2 separate regions of the Mus musculus genome follow, and region 2 is linked to region 1. Evidence: chromatin loops called from intact Hi-C (ENCODE). Cell type or tissue: heart. All regions are shown on one strand. Links, peaks and the distances in the headings refer to the core of each region. The heading gives the core; the rest is flanking DNA. Region 1 has its middle 17 kb from the start of Gm31600. Region 2 overlaps Rreb1 (ras responsive element binding protein 1).

Region 1 (11,365 bases), core at 3,933-8,932:
CGGCAGGTCACTGGGATAAAAACAACTCTGAGCGCTGTCTGTCACGGGCTGTCCATTCAATGCCCAAACGGAGGACACGTTTGAGATGTACGCATGGAAAGCTAGAACTTTCTTGGTCTCCTTAGGAGAGTCACAAGACCCTTGGGGATATCTCCAGCTGTACCGTAAACTGGCAAAGATGGAAGTTATTCCAAGGGACCCACACCAGGATGTCCTAAAAGGGCATCTGAAAGCATGGACTGCTGATCTTGGGATGATTTGATGCTGCACCAAGGGGTGGGGCTCCTTAATCTGATGAGGCAGGTTAGAAGCCACTGAGCTCAAGCACTTTGGTTAGAACAGTGCTGAGCCATCATTTGGGCTCTGCGAAAAAGCCCCAGAAATGACTAATTTGTGGTCTATGAGGAGGGAGATTTTCCAGATTGTACTGAGGCACATTTTAACTGAGAACGCTCCCCTAACACTGGTCTTCTGCCAACTGGTTCGAACTCAGGTGCTTGGTTACACCTGGGACGTGCCATTACTTCCAGTGAGTGATGCACAGGCCCGTGAGTCACCCATTCCCCTAAATCGCTTACACCCAGGTTCTAACATGACCTCGGACACAACTTTCTCAAAAGAACATTTGTCAGTTTGCCTCGAACGCAGGCTTCCTGTGGATCATCCTACCACTCAAAGCATCTGGAGATACAGCATCAGGTACCGTGACTTTTGAGTCCTGCCCATAACCTTCCATAAAAGACAGTCATTTTCTGTTTTAATATTATTTATGTGTGTGCATGTGTGTGTGTGTGGGGGGGGGGTTGCCTGTGGAGGCCAGAAGAGAGTATCAGATCCCCTGGGGCTGAAATTATGCACAGTTGTATGCTACCCAGTATGGATGCTGGGACCCATACCCAGGTCCTCTGAGAGCAGGAAGCACTCTTAGCCAAGGAGCCATTTCTCCAGCCCCTCTTTTATCTTTATAAAAATCATTTTGTGAGGGTCTTGCATACTCTAAGCAAGTACCCCAGTGAGTTACATCCCCACTCCTGTTTCCTTTAACAAAAGTATTGTCCCCTTGGGTCCCTGCCATCACCACTCATGGTCCTTCAACTCCTACTGCCACCCAAGGCTGATCTCCTCCAAATCTAACTTTGATCTCCTATAGCCTACCAGGGCCCACTCCAGACCACTGCAATAACATGAGCAGAATAAAAAAGTGAGCCACACAGAATTCCTTGGGTTTCCCTCTGCACATTCGGCTATGTTTAATGTGCTGGAGTCTATTAAGTATGCAACATCATGTCACACACACACACACATACACACACACACACACACACACACAGAGAGAGAGAGAGAGAGAGAGAGAGAGAGAGAGAGTTTCTCTGCGTAGTCCTTCCTGTTTGGGGGGCTCTAAGGGCATGCACCACTACCAGGCCATACATCTATTTTATGGCTAAAACTTGCTAACAGTTATCTGAGCTGTTGAAAAATGGACTTGTTTGATTCAGAGTTGGACAAACCCTCCATAAAACAGTATCTACCAAGCATAGAATGAGGTATGCCTGTATTTGCCCTGCTTTAAACTCTCTCGTAATCCTCTGTTATCTGCAGACAAAGTCCCAGGACCCAACCATTCCTTGTCCCTGGTTGGTCTGGCCTAATCTTTTCACTGAAATGACAAATTTCATATCCGATCTATCTCTTCCAGCAAAGCTGCTCAATTCAGATTCCTGGGGTGCGCTCTGCAACTTTCCGGCTCTTGACTCCCAGGCTTAGAGCACGAGGAATGCTTTTTCCTTTCTAGCTATAAAAGTCATGTCTATCCTTTAAAGCCCAAGTTTCAGTCATAAGACCATCCTCAGAACTACTTCCTGACAGGTGCCACCTGTCAGCCACCACACAAGAACATTCCCAGCACCCTAAAGCAACCAAGCCCGAGCAAGGGTGTGGGCTTTCTCCATCCCCTTCCGGGTACCTTCAGCAGCCGCCTCTGAGAAGGTGAGCTTGGCACTTGGCACGTCACAGTGCCCCACCCCTACCCAACCTAGTATGCTGTGCTCTCTACCCCTTCTGGAATTTCCAGTGGTAATTTTTGTCCAGCACCCTCACTGGTAGCTATTCACCAGCTGGTGGTATGTATATGTATATATATATATATATATATATATATATATATATATATATATATATATACACAAACACACACACACACACACACACACACATATATATATAGTGTGTGAGTAGGATATACACACATATAATATATATGCACATATATATTGTACGATATCTTTTATATACATACACAGGTATCAGTGAGTAGATTGCTCCTAGCACATTATCCAACATATGTGAAAATCTAATATAATGAATAGGAAACTTTTACCCTTCCCTCCCCCCAAGGGTAGCTGGCTTACTGTGTATACTGTATAGTTCTGACAGGCTGGGAACTTGCTATGAAGATCAAGCCAGTCTCAAACTCAGAGATCTGCTTGCCTCTGTCTCCTGAGAGCTAGGAGTAGAGACATGTGCCACGGGACCTGGTGACAACTTAAAAAAAAAATCTTTTCCACTACTGGAGAACAAACCCAGGGCCTCACCAATACCAATAGAGCACTCTGTCACTGAGCCATATCCGAAATTTGCATAAATCATCATCATTATTGTTATTATTATTTCTTCTTCCTCCTCTTCATTCTCTTTCTTTGTTTCTTTCCCTTTCTGTCTTTTCTCTCTCTTTCTTTCTCTCTCTCTCTTTCTCTCTCTCTCTTTCTTTCTTTCTTCCTTCCTTCCTTCCTTCCTTCCTTCCTTCCTTTCTTTCTTTTTTCTTTCTTTCTCAGAACTCATTCTATAGACCAGTCTAGCCTCAAACTCAGAGATCCACCTGCCTCTGCCTCCCAAGTGCTGGCATCAAAGTGCTACCACATCCAACTGCATAAGTGGTTTCTTTAGGACGAATCCCCTAAGTACAGGTATGAGACCTGCTGGAGCCACTGAGATGACTCAGTGAAGGAAAGTGCCTGCCACTAAGGCTAATAACCTGAGTTTGACCTCTAGAATCCCCATGGGAGAAGGAGGGAACCCCATAGACACCATAGCACACATACCCACACAGGTACACGAGCACAAATAAATGAGAGAAAAATATGTTTTGAGTCCCACTGCTAACTCTTTCTTTTACTTGAAGTTCCTATCGGTTTTTATGGAAAGTCTTCTGCTATGAACCAAGCTTTCAAAGGAAAACTATCTCTTGTGTAGAAATAATTCTAAGTGCTTTTTTTCAAGTTTCCAGAAACCCTTAAAAATAATAACTATAATTTTCCTACAGACTATAAGAAGGTCTGCCATATGTAACTTTAAATAAAGCCCTTCTATAGCTTATGCAAACATGCTGTGTGCATATATAGCATGCAAACATGCTGTGTGCATGCTGAAATGAAGATTTCAACACCCAGTCTTGGGGCTGGAGAGATGGCTCAGTGGTTAAGAGCACTTGCCACACTTTTGAGAGGACCCAAGTTTAATTCATGTGGACCTGCATGTCTGCTTACACTCATCCACTATTCCAGTTCCAGAGCATCTGACACCCTCTTCAGACTCCTTCGGGTCTCAGGAACACACGTGGTACACATACATGCATGTAGACAAACACACTCGTATGCATAAAATTAAATTTAGAAAATCCTTTTACTTGAATAGAGGCTGGCTATTCCAATGACTACCAAGATTGCCATTCTACTCATGAGACAATACAGCCAAGGTCACCTAGGCAAAATAATAATAATCTGGGCTGGCAGTATGGCTAAATGACAGACTGTGCTGAGATCTGCAAGACCCTGGATTTAATCTCCAGCATTAATAGAAGTGAATAATAGAGCTGGATGTCATGGTGGCATATCTGTAATCTCAGAGCTTGGAAAACAGAGCTAAGAAGATTGCTACAAGTGACAAGCTAGCCTGGTCTACTTTGAAAGTTTCAGGCCAACCAGGGTTACTTCAACCCTTTCTTATACTCTCCAGCCAGTAAAAATTAAACCCTATTTTGGTGTGTGTGTGTGAATAAAATCTCTACAAAAGTCTTCACAACAAAATAATCAACCTCCTTTTACATGTTTAGAATATGATGCAATTTATAACGATTTTTCCCCCCGGTTTGTTTTTGCTTCTTGAGACGAGGTGGCCTTGAACTCCTGATCCTTGTTCACCTCCCAGGCATGTGCTATCATATTCAGCTCAACTTCCCAGGCATACTCTTCCAAAGCAAGCTCCATCCTGACCCACGTGGGCTTCTTTGGCAATAAATGGAACTTGACACGAATTCCCAAGTTCCTGGGTGACCTAACTCTGAGGGTGGTGCTACTATGGATTTCTCAGCACTTGGGTTCCTCACTCCTGTCCCTCCTCCTGTGACTCTGGTCCACTGGGCAAAGCCAGATGGAAGGAAAATGGGGCAGAAACCAGGAAGTATTCAAGACAAGTCTGAGTTAACAAACTCAGCTAACAATAAGTCTCCCTTCTGCAGGTACAGCGTGCCTTTCTTCTCCTCCTCCTCCCCGCCCCCCCCCCCGCAACCCACCTCCTTTCCTTTTTCTTTTCTTGTCTCCTCTGCCTTCAACCCCAAAGCCCATCACTTTCAAACCTCCGTTCTCCCTTCCTCATCACGTGCTTGGGGTGTGAGCCGCTCCAGGGCCCAGGAGGGAACTCAACAGCTTCTGCTTTGAGAGGACTGGACACCACCCCGCCCCCGTCTTCCCCCTTTAATAAAGGCCCTTTAATGTTTGTTTCTCAGGCTTTCCCCAAAAGCAAAAGTGTGACTGTCCCTTGTTCCTTTCAACTCGAGGGTATCAACTTCAAACCTTTGCTCTACTTAGCTACTGCTAAGAACTGTGGTAAACTGATGTCCTCTGAGGCAGTGAAAAAGCAAACACGGAACACAGCAGAGCCCCACCTCCTCCTCAGCTTTCCATTCTGGCCTCCTAAGCTCAACTGTAGTCTTCTCCACGGCCAGGCTCACCTACAACGTTCACTGCATCATTTCATCCAAGCCAAACCCGGTTACTGAGGCAACTAAGTTTTTCTTCCCAATGGCTCACAGAGAAACACATCCCTCGGGATCCCCTGGTAACCGTCCACTTATAATACTGGGGAGCCACAACAGCAAATGACTCGCTTTCCAAGGCTGGAAGCTGGCTGCCTCGGGCGGCCACGGGAGGGGTGTGCATCCAGTCACATTCCTGACCCACTTTCGCATCCCTTCCCTCCCCCTCCTCTTTCTCCTACTCCCAGGCAGGCCGCGAGAGCGCCCGCGCTTGGAGGAGCCACCCGCGAACACTCCCTGGACCACGGCTGGAGGGTGCACTGGGTGGCTGTCACTGCGGGGGACCCTGAGAAAGCCCGCTCCCCACCCCCTTCACCCTCTACTCCTGCGTGTGCTTCCTCCCGGTCACATGAGCTCATGAGCACCTGTTGGCAACTTCAGTCCCAGGCCGAGCCTCTTCGCTCGTCTCCCCATCCCCCCTCCTTGCCCCCCTCTCGCCCCGGGTAAAGCCCCTTAACGAGAGGGTGTGGGGACGCCCATTGACTCCCGTTTGCATACCCGCTTCCCTCCCTACGTAGGGCTCAGGGACCCATGGGTGAAGGGGACCCCGCCCCCACCCCCTCTCCCCCAGGCGGAACGCAGAGATGGAGTGCGCCCGCCCCCCAGCCGGACTGCTCTGGAAACCTGGGTTTCTCGTGGGCGCGGGGAGGGGATGCAGCCTGGTTCTGGCGAGGGCAGGTAGCGGGCGATGACCACTGGGTGTGCGATCCAAGCCGCCGAGTCCAGGAAGGGGGAGGGAAGCAGCCTTCGCAGCTGCAACTTCTGAGCCTGCCCCGCAACTCAGCAACTTTGCCTGCGCCGCGCGCCCCTCCCCCGCGTCACCAGGCCCTGGCGGGGGCTGCGCGTTGCCAGGGTCGAGGGATGCGGGCGATTGGGGAAGGGATATGGGAAATGACACAACTTCATCGTAGTTACATTACAGGGAGCACCTACGCGCACCGAGGCCTTGAGGAGAACGCGCGGTACTCTCATCGGCCCGCCAGGCGGTTACTGCTAGGCTCCTAGGGAGGAAGAGGGAGGAAGGATGGCGGCAAAGCCTGTGAAACTGTGTAGGGTGGATAACTAGGGAGAGGACCGCGCGAGGCGGTCCCCAGCAGCGAGCATCTTGCAGTCCGAGGCAGTGCTTCGGTAACCGCGGTCCAGCTCGCATAAATTGTTAAATTGTTCTCCACCCGACCCCATCACCGCCACCCTCCACGCCCACCTCTTCTAAAGACAGACCAAGGTGAAGAAGGAGGCAGCGGTGTGATCCGGTCTGTGGGGCGGATGCTACTGTGTAGGTGAAGAGATCATTGGTCACCTGATGCTTGTTAAGGGCTCAGAGGACAGCATGAGGCACCCTCTAGTCCCATCAGCCACGGGGGGTGCTTCAAGGAAGATGAAATCAGAAATGTCTGAGGGGGCTACACTGATGTGTAGAGATCCTGGGCCAGTTTGGGATGATACCTAAAGTTCTTAAAGTCAGGCCCCCAGGGGAGGTCGCCCCAGGTCGGGGTGGGGTGGTCCAGCCAGGAGGAAGAAGGGTGTAAACTGGAGGCCTGGACCATATTCACTCACTTGAGCAAAGGCACCGGAAGAGCCCAAGTTATCAACCACACCCAGGCCTTGGAAGCCAAGCTGGCTTCTAAGTCTCCTACCCGCCACTCATACTTGATCTGACTCACTGCAGAGTAACTGGCGCTCTACGCCTCAGCCGCTTGCCTGTAAAGCTAGAGATTTAATGGTGGTGTTATGAAGTTGAGTCACTCTGGGTGTGGGGAATCTTCGGAAGCAAAAGGGTCATTTCAAGTGAAAGTAAACTGCTTCATGGAGAGGTTTGTCAATAAGCTGAATGGTTTAATTACATGCCATCTTAATTTAAAGAGATGTGCATGATCACCGAGGCCAGCTGGACAGTTCCTTCTGATGTATACCTGGAAATTACTCTTTAACTCAGTCAATTCATTTCCTACTGGGAAATACCTCTATACTTTTCCCCTGGAAATAATTTTGAAAGCCTGGGACCAGAGTGTGGCTTTCCAGAGTTGTCCCAAAGATCCTCAGTATGCCATAAGTGATACTCACAGGGTGGGTGGGTGAGTGGGTCGTGTCAGAGGTCATTATACCACATCTTATCCATTCCAAATGCACTAGTTTTAACATCTTAGGTTTAACTGCACATCTCCCATGGCTTCTGCTTGCTGACATCCTGACATTAAGTTTTCATTTCACTGGCTTTCCCTCCCACTGGTCCATAAAATGAGGAAGTTTGATAAATGCTGAGTTAGGCAGTTTAAATCCAGTTTATTTGTTATAAAGTACAGTAGCTTTATCACAAGACCTGTCCATCTTCAATGCTGGAAGGGACCTGCAAGTCACCCAGTAGAAATTAGAATGTGCACTTTTTATGATGTAAAAAAAAAAAAAAGGCCTTCATTTGTTTGTGTGTGTGCATTGGAACTTGTGTGCACATGTGCATGCATGTGTATGTGTTCATGGGTGTGCACACATTTGAGTATGCATGTGTATGGTTATAAGTGTGTGTGTCTATGAGTATGCACACATAAATGCACACATGTGTATGAGTGTGTGCATGTATAAGTGTGTGTGTGTGCGTGCACATGTGTGTGTGTTATTGTTTAGGGCTAATAATTCATTTAGGAACTGTCACTTCTAAGCCCCTACAAGATTTGAACATAGTGAAGAGGAATGCTTATGTGCCATCAGGAATTATGAAAAATCATTTTAGTGTCATAGTAAAAGAGAAGTAGGAAGGAAATGAGTTTTTAAAGAACTATTCAAACAACTGTTCCCATTCAGTTCCCATCAGGGTTGTCTGTTAGGAGCTGTGAGTGTTGACGGTAGGTCAGGAATTCCATGTATCTCAAACCTATAATCAATGCCACCCTGCCTCTTGCCTGATTTTAACTTAGAGAAGGTGAGAAAATGGCTTTATTTAAATTTGACTGGCTTATTGAACTGAGAGTTTGGGTTGGTGGTAGAATGCCTGTCTAGCAAACATCTAGCCTGAATTGATTCCCCAAATCCAATAAAAAAAGATTGGCACTAAGCTATTTACAGATGGCAGTGACTTAGTTGCCAAAAAAATCTATTGTCAATTGAAAGTCTTTTTTTTTTCGAGACAGGGTTTCTCTGTATAGCCCTGGCTGTCCTGGAACTCACATTGTAGACCAGGCTGGCCTCGAACTCAGAAATCCGCCTGCCTCTGCCTCCCGAGTGCTGGGATTAAAGGCGTGCACCACCACGCCCGGCCCAATTGAAAGTCTTAAGTAAGAAAAAAAAAAAAGGCAGTTGTTTTGTTTTTGTTGTTTGGGTGGTTTTTTTTTTTTTTTTTTTTTTTTTTTTTTTTTTTGAGACTGGGTTTCTCTGTGTAATATCCCTAAATGTACTGGACTTAGTTTGTAGAACAGGCTGTCATGGAACTCACAGAAATCCACCTACCTCTGCCTCCCAAGTGCTGGGATTAAAAGCATATGCCACCATACCCAGTCTTAAAAAGCAGTTTATATGGACACGCTAGACAAGTGCTGCCCAGGCCTCAAAGATGCTTTATCAATTTTATTACATTTTTTTTTTTTAATGGGAGAGGGCTGGAGAGTTGTCTTAGAAATCAGGAGCACTTGTTGCTCTTGAGGAGGCCTGGGTTCACAACCCTCTGTACCTCTAGTCTTAGGGGATCTGACACACTCTTCTGACCTCTGCGGACACCTGGCATGCATATGATGGCCATACATATATACAAACATGCAGGTAAAACATTCACACATGTAAATAATACAATTAATAAATCTTAACAAATAAAACGGGGAGGAGATCCGAGGACCAGCTTACACTCAGGCATTCAGACTTGATAGCAGGCATCTTTGTTCCGTGAGATCTTTTCAGTCCCTCAAAGATGCCCTTTGCACACCAACCCTACCTAGTATCACAAGCCTTAGACTAGGATTGGGCCAAGTCACTTAACACCAGGCCTATCTTACATTTGTGTGTGTGTGTGTGTGTGTGTGTGTGTGTGTGTGTGTGTGTGTGTAGGCCACAGGTCTGAGGACCATGTTGCCCTTGCCTTTCACCTGTATATGGATTCTGGAGATTGAACTCAGGTCACCAGGCTTGAGTGCCAGTCACCTTCACCTATGAATCCCACCAGTCCCCAAAGGACAGCTTCTACTGAATGTCAACTGCTCCATTAAACCACTGTAAAAAAAAAAAAAAATGTAAGTAAAAATATTGTGAGTCCAAAATTTTCCCCAAAGAGTGTTAGAGACAAGTGTAAAAATGGTAGTGAATGAATAGGAGAGGAGAGGAGAAAGAGAGAGAGAGAGAGAGAGAGAGAGAGAGAGAGAGAGAGAGAGAGAGAGAACCTAAGAGCAAGTAGACCCTGTGGCACCAGTCTTTAAGGTCTTTAACTTCAGCTATTCAGGATGCTGAGGTAGGAGGATCTCAAACTCAGATCTTGTATCCAAAAAAAAAAAAGTAAAAAGAGGGCTGGTGTAGATAGCTCAGTGGTAGAGTACTTTCCTAGCATGAGCTAGGTGCTAGGTCTGATCCCTGGTACTGGAGAGAGGAGAGAAAGTAAACAGGGATGGAGAGATACACACCTTACAAAGAGAGATGAAATTACAAGTAGAAAAGAAAAATGCCCACCACTCGTTCCTTGCCAAACATTAGCAGCAAGGTTCTGTCTACTTGCAATGTTTTCACATGCAAGTAATATTTTATATTTTAATTATGAAATAGAAATTGTGTGTTTACATGCATTGGCTCATTTTGCTGGGCAGGGTCCTCTGTAAGGTAGATGGGACAATGATATGAAGCCCCAGATTACGGACCCCACCATTTATTTATGTAACAGGCATAGCTTGAGGACCTACCAGTCTCCAGAGGTGACACTGAATTTTATCACAGAGAGGACTCTTTAAAGGTTTGTCTTGTAGGAAAGATCTTGTCCAAAACAAAGAATTGCAGTTCAGTTAAGATAGTGAAGCTTAGAAAGGCCAATGAGCAACTTAAGGGTGCTATTGGGCTGGTTTTGTTTGCTTATTTATTTGCTTATTTATTTATCAAGGCAGGTTTGAGTGTGTGTGTGTGTGTGTGTGTGTGTGTGTGTGTGTGTGTAACCCTAGCTGTTCTGGACCTCAGTCTGTAGACCAGGCTAGCTTTGAACTCACAGATCTGATGGCCGCTCCCTCCTCAGTGCTGGGATCAAAGGCATGCACCATCATGGACAGGGTTTGGTTATTTGATTGCAAATGATACAATGTCTCCTGCAATAGATATGTTTTTAATCTTTGCAAATAACACCATGACATACAGTATAACCAGCCAGTTGTCTCTGCATCCATCAGTCAGTACCAAAAGAGGATTGGTCCAAGTCTTGTAGGCCAGGCTATCTTTAAACTATGCAGGGCAGGGTGATGTTGAAATTTGACTCCTGGTTTTCACTTCCAGGGATCTGGAGTGGAAACTCCCCCCCCCCTTTTTTTTTCCTTCAGAGCTAGAGATCAAACCCAGGGCAAGCACTTTGCCAGCAGGGCTCCCCCCCCAGCCCTTTGTTATGTACTTTCAGTCTGGGCTAGGTGTCTTGTAACAATGTAAATGCTATTTAAAAAGCTGTTACATAGTATTGTTTAGAAAACAAGGACTAGCAAAACAGTCTCTGCATATTAAGTACAGCTCTGTTAATTTGGGGATCCCCCCCTCAGGTGGTTGAATTTGTTGACAGGGAGCACAAGATATAGAAGATATAGAAGGTAGACTTTTAAAACAAAGTTAAATATAATATCAAACACATTGAATCTTAAAAAGGAAGTGGGCAGTGGGGTGCATGCCTTTAATCCCAGCACTTGGGAAGCAGAGGCAGGTGGATCTCTGTGAGTTCAAGCCCATCCTGGTCTACAGAGTAAGTTCCAAGACAGACAAGGCTACACAGAGAAACCCTGTCTCACAAAACAAACAAATAAACAAAACAAAAAGGCAGAAGGAAATTTCAAGGTTGTTTGGACTACCCTATTCATTCACTTTGCAGCCTTTGCATTGGCATACAGGGGAGAATTTGCTCAGTTAGGATGTAAAGTTAAATAGTGGTTATTTGAGATTAGCATCAAGATCTCCTGACCATGCTCTCTGTTCTCAGGGGCTGCCTTGGTAATAGGCCCTGAGGAACGACCCTCTGCAGTCTTGTTGCTACTGCTGTGTAGAGTGTGGGTCTATCTCAGTGACGGCAGGCGGGGATTGTTGAATTTGTGATAAAGTATTCCATGACTAAACATTTATTTA
Region 2 (11,365 bases), core at 3,611-8,610, 160 kb before region 1:
CAGGGACCATCCTTTTAGATTAATGCTTAAGAGACAGACAAAGCTTGAACTAGTGCAGTGTGCAGGACCCTGCACAGGCTCCTGGGCCTTGCTGCTAAGATAAGCCAGAAAGAAGGGTTTCTTGTTTTCCATGGGATGGAAGGCCCAGAGTGGCTATGACGATGCAACCCTCACCGTTATCAGGAATAATCGATCAAAGGAAATCATTAATTCCCTCCTGAGAGCACACATCCTTTAAGATGACACTCCCAAGCCTCCGGAGTTGTCTGACGGTGCAGATGGGCCAGGGATGTGTACAGCTCAAAGACACAGCTCATCTCTGATGAGGCTCTGAGCTTGAAACTACTGTTCTTTAAAATTGGGATTATTTGCTTTTAGGATAGATTTATATCAGATTTTGTCCAAATCACGTGGGGAATCTTGCCTGCGGTTCTGAACTAGGATAGTGAAAATTATTCACTGACTTCAAGTAGAGAGGGCAGTGAACAGGTATTAATAAAGTAAGTGTCTGTGGCTCCAGGAAGAGAGCCGAACAGATAGATGGTATAACAAGATGGCTGCTCTAGACAGAGGGCCAAACAGAAAATTGGTATATCTTGGCAATACTAAAATTTTGTCTTCTTTGAGATTTACAGGTGGTGAAGAACATGGTGGGCAAGAATCCACTAGAAAATTAAGATTATTAGCCTGAGAGTTAAGAGTTTTATTTTATTTCTTTTCTTTTTTTCAGTGAGTAACTTCGGTAGTGCTGAAACAAGTAGCTTGGACTCAAGCACAGGAATTGAAACAAAGAAAACTGCTGGCGGGCTAGGAGGCCTGCTGCTGTGGGGAATGCAGGCTGCTCTGAGTGAGAGCTGTAGAATGAAAGTTGCCTATTTCTTGGAGCAGAGATTGATTGAATTATGAATTTATTAAATTGGGATTACTTGCTTTTAGTATAGATTTATATACAGATATTTGTCTGAATCACATGGGGAATTTTGCCTATGGTTCTCAACCATAGGAGTATAGGGAAAATTAGTCAGTGACATCAAGTAGAAATGGCAGTGAACAGGTATTAATAAATGTCTGTGGCTCCAGGCAAAGAGCCGAACAGATAGATGGTATAATGAGATGGCTGCTCTAGGCAGAGAGCTGAACCATAAGATGGTATAAGATTGCTTTACTTGTCTTACAGGATACTCATATTCTGTCTAACATGGGCTCCAGGGGAATATTGGTTGGGTTTTGTATCCTCTTGGTAACATAGGAAAGTCTTAAGAATAAGCACAAACAGTATTTTAGTTTACTTCAGTTGTTTTGGATTGTTTTAATTTGAACTAGGATAGGGAATATTAGTCACTGACTCCAGAGTAGAGATCACAGTGATAATCATTGCCTGCCTTGAACAAGTATTAATTATCTATTTCTGTGGCTCCAGGTAGAGAGTTCAGCCAGCCATTATACGGGTATTAATAAAATATGTCTGTGGCTCTGAGCCAAACGGAAAGATGGTATAGACTGCTTAACCAGCCACAGAAAGCTCATATTCTGCTAACGTGGGCTCCACAGAAATCTTGAGTATCTTTTCCTGCTTGAAAAGATAGGAAAGGCCTAGTATAGGCACATACAGTGTCTTAGCTTATTTCATTTGTTTTATATTGTTTTAATTTTCAAAATGGGTGTGATGTTGAGTTTTGTGGTTATTCCTCTGGGAGAAAGGCAAAATAAAGGTTTTTTTGGTTACGTCTCAAATTTGGCTGATTTGGGAAAAAGGTTTTGTCTTTGTGGTTTTGGAAAAGGTGATTAAGATCCAGAGTTATATGGATCAGACTTGACAGAGGGAGACCCCCCCCCCCCTGAAGAACTAGATTTCAGAGAATTGAACAAAAATGTTATCTTGATGATACTAACATTTTGCTTTGACATTTATACATTACAGAATATACAGCCTTGGTGAGTTTCTTCGTCAGACATGCTGAACTGACCTGCTTGAACTCCTGATGTCTTGGACTTTCAACCAGATACAGCCAGGACACAGGCATCAGAGACTAAATCAATCTTTGGTGTGGCCTTTTAAAGGCCAACAACTCCCCTATCTCCCCACCCGCACCGATTCAAAATATCTCAATGCCCATATTCAGCCTGAATAAGTTACAAAGAGTCATCGCCCCAGTTCCTGGGCTTTGGGGCTGGAAGTGGTTATTATAGGTTGTCTTTCTAGGGAATTTAGAAATGGTCATAATTGGAACAGGGAGGAAATAGCTAGAATTGATTGTATAGGCATAATCTCATTTGGTAGAAATCATTTTAATTGTTACTAAGTTGAAGTCATAACTTATTTTGATACAGAATTTATTTTGATGCAACATCAAGGTTTTCATTGGTACAAACCTCCTCTATTGATGGTTATAGAATACTCATATTCTGTCTAACATGGACTCCATGGAAATATTGGGTTTTATATTCTCTTGGCACCAGAGAAAAGGCCTAAGTATAAGTTTTTTAGATTACTTCATTTGTTTTGGATTGTTTTAATTTGAACCAGGATAGAATATCAATCACTGACTCTAGAATAGAAAGCGCAGTGATAATCATTGCCTGTTTAATCATCTTCTATAACTGTTATTATAAACTGATCTGAGATGATTACGCCTGTGAGTTAAGGGCCAAATAGCAAAGTCATGGCTCTGAGTTTACTGTTAGAGTGTTTTCAAAGATTTTAATTAGAAATAGTAGTTAAGGGAAGACAGTCCAGATTACTTTACATACATAGCTGGTTTTCAAAAACGTCAGCAATCCACAGAATGTGACATTTAATGTTATTTATTCACGTGTTATTGAGACTAGTCTGCTAGCTTTCCCTGTCTTGGATTCAAAGAAGAAACTGGAGCATCTATGAGTTGCTCCAGTTGTGGCAAGATAGACACTAGGCAAGAATTCTCATTTCATCTACATACACTGTCCAGAGAAAGGACACAATTACAGGTTTAGGACGGCTTGGTTGTGCAGAGACAGAATAGGCTAGTCCTTAATATCCTGTTTTTCTAAGGTTTGTTAGATGATCCTGGCCAGAAGGCTGAAGACCAATGCTTCAATGTTTTGAAGTAAGGGATTGTCCAAGTGATCAGCGGTCTCTATAAATTGGCTAAGTTTTGGAAACGGTGTTAGGCTTCCTATATACTTTCAGTTAATATCAGTCATTCTTGGGTCTCTGATGGTGTTGCAGATTCATAGCCAACCCAGGCTATTTACTTTGAGAGGATGGTTTTCAGATGGCTTACAGTCTAAAGCCAGGACATGAGTCAGGTATAGAATGATTTAAAAAAAAAAAAGACTTATCATTCAGATTTATTATTTTTTTTATTTATATGAGTATACTGTCGCTGTCTTCAGACCACCAGAAGAAGGCATCAGATCCCATTACAGATGGTTGTGAGCCACCATGTAGTTGCTGGGAATTGAACTCAGGACCTCTGGAAGTGCAGTCAGTGCTCTTAACTGCTGAGCCATCTCTCCAGCCTTTTAATTTAGGATAGATGATGGACTGGGTGTTAGGTCTAATCTTGTTGTACTCTATACTGTGAGAAAGGTTTTGTTTTTTTATTAGAACAGAAAGGGGGAAATGTTGTGAATGGCTCTGTGCTGCTTGCTCTCCTCTCTCCAACCTGGAAGCCCTGTCTACTCGCCTAGTGATTGGCTCCTTTATTCATTAGGCGATTGGTTCACAGGAATCCACTTGTGTGTGTGACTCATTACTCATTCCAGACAGCCTCTTCCAGGAAAGCAAGCAGCCCAGAGCCACCCACAACAAACTACAGCACTGAAAAAAGCAGCAGCAGCAACAACCACCACCCATGAAACCAACCAACGACCCCAACCCCAGCAATGAGCAATGGAGTAGAAAGGCATACAAGAGATGTATAAGGATGGGGTGACCAAACAGACAGGAATATTTGCATCAATCCAAGCATACTTAGAGACCTTGGAAAGGCCTCATAAAAATCCCACTATGTGTATAGACAAGGACCCTTGCACACTAGTAGAGGACCTACCAAATGCTTGAAGCACTGAAAACACCCTCAATTATTTTTTTTTAAGATTTATTTATTTATTTCAGACACACCAGAAGAGGGCATCAGATCCCCATTACAGATGGTTGTGAGCCACCTGTAATGTGGTTGCTGGGAATTGAACTCAGGGCCTCTGGAAGAGCAGTCAGTGCTCTTAACCTCTGAGCAATCTCTCCAGCCCCAACACCCTCATTTTTTTTTAAATCTTGAAGTGACCGGGTATAAAACATTTCCCCATGTATTTTTCAAGTGGCTCTTTTGCTTTTCATTAATAACAACAGAATATCTTAAATTTCCTTTGTCTAAAAGAAAGATGGCAGCTTCTTCAGGTCTGGTCAGATAGGGAGGAAGAGAACGGAGAAACAAGGAGCTGGCAGGGAGCTATGGAGAATGCTGAAGCACTGGTTCAAGTACCAGCACCAAAAGGGGTTAAAAAAAAAAGACTTAAGGGCCAAAGGCTACTATACTGGGATTCCTTTAATTAATTATTTTTTATTGGTGCCTCTGTGTGCATGAATACATGTACACCATGTGTGGGAGGCAAGAGAGGGTGTGGAATCTCTTCGAGATGGAGTTACAAGCATTTGTAAGATGTACAACTTACACATGGATGCGGGCAACTGAACTCTGTATTTAATCCAGCCATCTTCCCGACTCCACTAGGCTGGGATTCCAGATTTTAAGAAAATGGTAGGGTTGGTTTTTTTTTTTTTGGTATGAAATAATTTACTTTTTAATTTTCACATGCTTTTGCTGTATTCCATGAACAGTCACATTAGTGCCACTGAAGGACCTCAAACTGACAAGTAACACAATCATTTAAAGCTTATACAAAGCAGAAAATTACTTTTAAAATAGTAATATGCTTTTTGCCTTGCAGGGATGTAAAAATGGTGAGCCTGTTTAGTGTATGTCTGAAAGTCACTAGTGCACTTTACCAATCTGGTAGACTGTGTGTGTGCGCGCGTGCGCGAGTGTATATGTGTGTGTAAGAGCAGCTGTGACCATACTTTTGTATCCGGGGCCTGTATGTCTCCCACCCCAATGTGAACATTAAAGCCACCAGTCATCCAAATTCATTCATGCAGAGCAGTCAGAAAAGGAAGAGAGGCATTATCTGAAGGGCACTGGGAACAAAGCCAGGCAGAAGGAACAAGAGTTTGCTGAGGACAACGGGACCTTGTTTGTCAAGTCCTAAATGGACGAGCTGCAAATGTTCTCTGAAGAGAATCAAGGTTAGAACTAGCCTGGGACACACATGGAGTTTTTGTGCTGACAAGACTGTAGGAGCTAAGCATCTTTGGACTTCCCACATACTTTACCCTCGGGGCCCAGGGTTTCTTGGTACTTTTCTTCTTTTGCAGTCAAAGCTACCACTTAATAAAGTACTTGGGCTGGAGAGATGGCTCAGTGGTAAAGAAAGTGCTGCTCTTGAAGACCCTTTGGTTCTCAGCACCTACATCTGGTAGCTCACAAGCACCTGTAACCTTGGCTCCAGGGGATCCAACTCTTTCTTCTAGCCTGGGCAGTTACCTGCACACGTATGTGCAGACACAAACCCACATACAAAAACATGGATTAAACCTTAGTAAAAGGCAGCTAGGTACAAGTAGCTCAAGTTGCTTTCTATACTGTGAGGACATCTCCCAAATTTAAACGTCAGTGCTTGTTACCCATTAGCAGTGGGGCAGAAGGTGAGATGGAAGAGCCCAGGAGCTGGCAAAGGAGCTCCAAGCACCCATGAGAATGAGAGGGAGCTAGGGGATCCCAGATGCCACAGCTGGAGGGGTTCTCAGAGATTGCACCATCCTGACCCAGCACTGTGAACAAGGAACCAGAGCAAAGGGAAGGAGGAAAAGGTGAGGACAGATACTGCTGAAAGGGACTGGTTGTGTTTGCTGGCACTTTGTCCTCCTGTGGCCTAAAGACACAGGCCGAGATGCTGTGAGGGGAACTGGCAGAGACAGTGCATTGTTGTCTCACGAGGTACAACATGTCCAGAGGGAGCGCAGTGAGCCACAGGTTGGAGAGCTGGAGGAGGGAGGAAATCGAGTGTGTAGAAACTGCCCAAGAGGACATGAAAGATGACAGCTTCCTCCTCAGAGTACATTCTTGGAACCTAACTAAGCAGGGTAAAGAGCTAAAGCCATGTTTGTGCTGGCAGCCAGCAGGTGGACCCCTAGTTGGACATTCAGCAGCTGACCTCTTTGTTCCGTGGTAGGGAGTGGGTAGAATGGAGAAATGGGTTGAGACCAAGTACAGATGCTGGGATAATTCAACAAAGTAGCTGAGAGGATGGAAAGAGACCCTCTCTCATGATGGAGGCAGTTTGCTTAACTACAGTTGAAATTGGGTTTTGCTCAATGCTGTTGGCTGCGCTCTCTCTCTCTCTCTCTCTCTCTCTCTCTCTCTCTCTCTCTCTCTCTCTGTTTGTGTGTGCGTGCACACGTAAGCACACTTGTGCCATGGCTTGCGTGTAGAAGCAAGAGAACAACTTGTAGGAGTTGGCTCTTTTTTCTACTCTGTGGGCCCTGGGGACCGAACAGGTTCAGATGCTCCTACACCAACAGTGATCAAACCCCAGGGAAAGAGGGGACACGTCTCTGGTATCTGCAGATGCCATCACAAATGGAAAAGAAATGGACACTTTGGCTCCCAGGAAGCCTGTCAGTTTGCTGAGAGATGGCCTATCTACACAAATCTTCAGTGGGCGGGGGTGGGTGGGTGGAAATCACAGCATTCCTTCCTGGAGTGTTTCTAGCAAGATCTACTGCAAAAAGATCTGCAGTAAAATTTGAGCATCATTCTGATCAATAAGTAATGTTTCCGTCTGTCCCAAATACTACAAAATACTTGTTGGTCTGAAAAGTCAAATCTTGCCAGTGATCCATATTTTAAACTGTAAACTCCAAAAGGGTAAGGACTTCACTGAATGTACAACAATCGCCCAATCGATCGATGATACAAATCCTGTGATACTATTCAGAAAATTATAATTATACCTTTCTAGATGGCTATTGAAATATTAGAAGCACTAGGCATAAAGTAATTTAATAGATAAGTCTCTGTTCTACACTTCAACTTCTAGAAACTGACATCTGAAAACTATTTCCGGGATGTTGTTTTGGTAATCTAGCTTTGTTAATTAAAACATTCAAATGATACGCAGAATGTTTTCCTCAACAGTTGACAATTTTAGGATAAATAGAACTTTAGAAAAATTACTACTATCAATCATCTAAGTATTCCAAATAGGAAAAAAAGTCAAAATAAGTAAGGGACGCTGGAGCTACCTCAGTGAAGGGGAAAAAATATCCAATCCCACTTTTCTGTATTACATGTGTGGTAGCTAAAGAACTCCATAGAATGTTCAAAAAAAAAAAAAAAAGACGGCACTGAAGATTATCATGTCAAAGCACCAAGCTCATTACATCACTGTTACCTTAATGCAAAGTCCCACTTCTCCGGAATGGCCTCCATACTTAGAAACTCTTGGAACTTGTCAGGCAAAGGTTATGGGGAGGGAAGTGAAGGAGCCTATGACCACTGTCACTGTGTCTGATACATTTATTTACAGATAAGCCTTGGTGGCTCAGACCACAGGCACAGATTATATGGAAAGTAACAGCCTGTGACTTCTGAGACAAAGAATGGAGCATGAGACAAAGGCCCCAAACTTTAGGCCTACTCCTATCCCTACCCATTACTCTTTCCTTTCAAGACTCACCGCCTGGTGAGCCGTGAGGGCCTTCTTACCAGTGTGTGTAAGCATGTGCCGCTGCAGGGAGCTGGCCCAAGGGAAGACCCGGGGACAGTGGGGACAGTTGATCTTTTGCAGGCAGTTGGCATAGGAGTTCCGCTTTGCTCTCAGCAGCCTGTCTTCTGCGGGGCTACCTTGCTCCTCATCAGCGGGCCCATGCTGGTCGGCAGGGGCTCCAGCCACCTCTTCCTGAGTGTCATCCTCTGCAGTCTGCAGAAAGGGACTGAACTTGTTGGTATCTGTGGTGGCCAGCATCTTCTCGATGCTAGCAAACTCCCCACTGGAGTCCAGGTCCACAGCACTGCTGTTGGGGAGGGGCCGGTTTCTCAGTCCCCTTTTCCTGCCCCTCTTCCTCGACGAGGAAGTGGCAGCCGGCCCTTGTTCAGTAGGCAAGGCTTCCTCAGGGCTGCTGGCTGCAGGGGGTGGCTCACTGGATTCTTTAGAGCTTGTGGTGTCAGTGGGGGTGGCGGCAGCTTTGGGGATGGAGCTTCCTGGGCTGTCTGTGGCCACAGTGTTACTGCTGGTGATCGATGGTCCAGGGTCAGCTACCTTCGTTTTCAGCAGAGTAGGGGCCGAGGACACGGAAGAAATGATCTGGGCGATGGAGGCCAGTGGCGGCAGCTCCTCTGTCATCGAGGGCTTTGGCAAGAGGAGGGGGGGCTTTGGCCGTAAGGGCCGAAGCAAGGCTGGGTTGTTCAAGAGGGCAGCAGAATTGCCCAAGAGGGGAGTATTGCTGACGAGCGCGGGGGAGTAGATGGGGACAGCCAGCTGCACGGAGCCCTGGAGGGGCTGAGTGTGGGGCTCTAGCTTGGCAGCTGTGGTGACGGCCACCACCGTGCCTGTGGGGGTTTCCAGGCTCCCCTTGGGCTCCACAGTCACTGACAAGGTAGGGCAGGGTGGTGGGCGGGGTGAGAGCGGCTCGGCTTGCCCAGCTTCCGGTTCCGGTTTCTTGGCGTCACTGGGAACAACTGTGTCCTTGTCTCCTTTCTTGACGCTCTTGGGGATGGACAGGTCAATGGGCTCCATGGAGCAGTCATAGAGGGCAGAGGAGGAGGAAGACGTCAGCAAGGAGGAAACATTTTCCTGCTTCACTTGGACCAGTGCCAGGCCTTTCTGCGAAAAGTCAAGGGGTTCGTTGAAGTCCATGGCAAAGCTGCTGGCTGGCTCCAGCTTGACAGAGATGTGGGAAGGCAGGGGCTGGGTGGGGCTCGAGTGAAGAAAGCCATTTTGGGGCTCCAGGAAAGTGGCGAGGGGCTTGCACTCCGCGAAAGTGACACAGCTGCCCTCTTCTCCTCTGGAAGCGGCATCCGTGGGCGTGTCCGCGGGGCCGAGGCCACTGTTGGTGGCAAGCACGTAGCTCTCGATGTCCTTCTCGGGCACGTGCAGGTGCTGCTTGAGGATGTGATGGATGCAGTTGCGCTTGGCCACGAAGGGAGCGTTGCATTCCTTGCACTCGAAGGGTTTCCGGCCTTTGTGGCAGCCGCCCAGGCCCCGGCTGCAGTGTGTGCGCATGTGGATGCGTAGAGCTCGGTAGTGCTTCAGATCCTCCCCGCACAGTCTGCACACGGTCTCTGGGGCGCAGAAGGCGTCCACCAGCTCTGCGGTGGGGCTGCTCACGTACTCTATGTTCTTCTCAATGTCCTTCCTGGTGGCCTTGAGGTGCTTCTTGCGCAGGTGCCGCTCACAGTTGGCTTTGACCGTGAATGGGTAGTGGCAGATCTTGCAGATGTAAGGCCGTTCCCCGCTGTGTGTGCGGATGTGACGGATCAGGGCGGCTTTGTCTGCAGCAATATAGTCACAGATGTTGCATTGGTAGGGTGAGATGCCCAGGTGGGAGCGAACGTGGGCTCGCAGGACTCCAGAGAAAGCAAACACCTGGTTGCAAAAGCGGCAGGGGTAGAGCACCTTGCGCATGGCGGGGGTCTTCTTGCCACTGGGGCCTGTCATGATGGCCTTGAGGTCACCTTCTGTTATCTCCTGCTTGATCTTCGCCTCCATGTTGAGGGGCAGCAGGGCCTCAATGATACTCTCTTGTTCCAGCTGTGTCTTCATCTCGGGCTGGCCCGGCAACTCCACTCCAGCTTGCTGCAGGAAGAGCTGTGTGGTGGTGCTTGGCTGGATCCCAGACTTGGACTGAAGCAGATGAACATTGGACACTGCCTCCACCGACCCCTTGAGGAACTTCAGGGACTGTGGAGGAAGGCTGGGGCTGATACAACCGGGAGATGCCTGCTGGGCGTTGATGAGAGGTGGGGGCGTGGAGGCGGCTACCACTGTCCGGGGTGTGACCAAGGGCTTTGGCTTCAAAGGAGGCATGTGCTTGAAAATCGCCTGCAGCGGGGTGGCAGGGGCCTTGGAAAGTGGCGGAAGACTGATCTGCGGAGGAGCGGAAGCTGCCATCTTTAGAATCTGTTGGATATCTGCCAGCTCAATGGCCGACTCTCCTGAAATAGGCTTAACCACAATGCTACTGTCTGGCTGGATGATGAAGCCCTTCTGGAAGGGCTGCAGGGACAGATGCTTCATATTCTCCTTGGTAGCTGGGAGGACTGTCAGAGAGCCACCTAAAGAAGCAGCGTCAAGAGGAGACACACTCAGCACGGTGGGGCAGCCAGGCTCCTGAGGTAGCTGGTACTTAAGTGTCTGGAGCTGTATTGCTTGGTTGTCGTCCGGCAGGAGCTCCTCCGCCGGGGCAGGCTTGACGTCTTTGGTGTGCTGCAGGCCCAGCAAGGCCAGGAAGGCCTTCTGTTCCAAGGACTCGGCAGCCAGGGTCTTGGTCTGGAGCTTCTCCCGTCCCTGATCGGCAGGGATGTGGCTCTGCCTGTGCAGGATGAGTGACGACAGCATGGGGAACGCCTTGTCGCAGGTGTCACACACAAACCGGTGCTGCTCGCTGATGCACCGCCGTAGGTTTGTCTCACACCAGGCCTAAGTGGGACCCACAAGCAAAAGCAAGGGAAGAAAGGTGAGGATTGAAACACGACCGTGAAGGAGATGTGAGAGGTGCCTGCTGTTAGCAGCAGCCGCTTCCATTAACACAGAGTCAACTTTTCGGAGTGCAGATCTGAGACTGAATTCGGGAAAAGCGAGGGAGGGCGGCCCTGGCCTACAGCAGGCTAAGGACAGCCATGGATGTACTCCAACACCAAACTGTAAAGTGGCTTAAACTATGAAGAGATACTTTTCTCCTGTCACTCAACTGCACAGTTCACAAGGGTGAGCTCAGTAGCTAGCAGTGTCAAAGGTTGGGCACACCTGAAAGAAACCTGCTTGTTTGCTCAAGGACACCCTCTAGGATAGACACAAGCAGAGTGAAATAACATCATGATGGAATTTGAAGTAAGCCTTTGGAAATGGGGGAGTGCTGACACTGGGGGACACAGCACAAGCCAGCACCCAGCAGACTGAGGCAGGAGGATTGCCAGCTCAAGCAGTACCAAACAAGCTAAGAGGACAAACTAGGATGCCTTCTTCACAAAATGGCTGCTTCCATGACTGGGGGAGGAGGGATCAATCTCCTGGGACAGCTGTGCATGTACAGATGTATCAAGTC

The links. Hi-C counts contacts between places; a loop is a spot of excess contacts. Peaks named below come from ENCODE experiments on the same cell type or tissue, not always from the same donor. Only the 100,000 strongest peaks of a DNase experiment are listed, where the experiment ranks them.
Region 2: a loop joins it to region 1, with 2.9 times the contacts of the local background. A loop is called at or near these places in 1 of 42 quality-filtered maps.

The regions. Positions count from the first base shown.
Region 1 is chr13:37,772,906-37,784,270 of GRCm38, reverse strand. It overlaps a transcript of Rreb1 not described here. Among named protein-coding and RNA genes, the nearest start is that of Gm31600, 17 kb to the right of the region's middle. In heart, for the core only: a CTCF peak has its summit at 6,057; DNase peaks (open chromatin) are centred at 4,700, 5,260, 5,540, 5,890 and 1 weaker place; H3K4me3 peaks cover 2,082 bases; H3K27ac peaks cover 1,788 bases; H3K27me3 peaks cover 1,308 bases.
Region 2 is chr13:37,928,933-37,940,297 of GRCm38, reverse strand. Rreb1 (ras responsive element binding protein 1) reads right to left here. Exons shown (of 12, transcript NM_001177869.1): 9 at 7,809-10,740. Among named protein-coding and RNA genes, the nearest start is that of Gm52041, 32 kb to the left of the region's middle. In heart, for the core only: CTCF peaks have their summits at 4,121 (motif pointing right) and 6,160; DNase peaks (open chromatin) are centred at 5,197 and 6,007.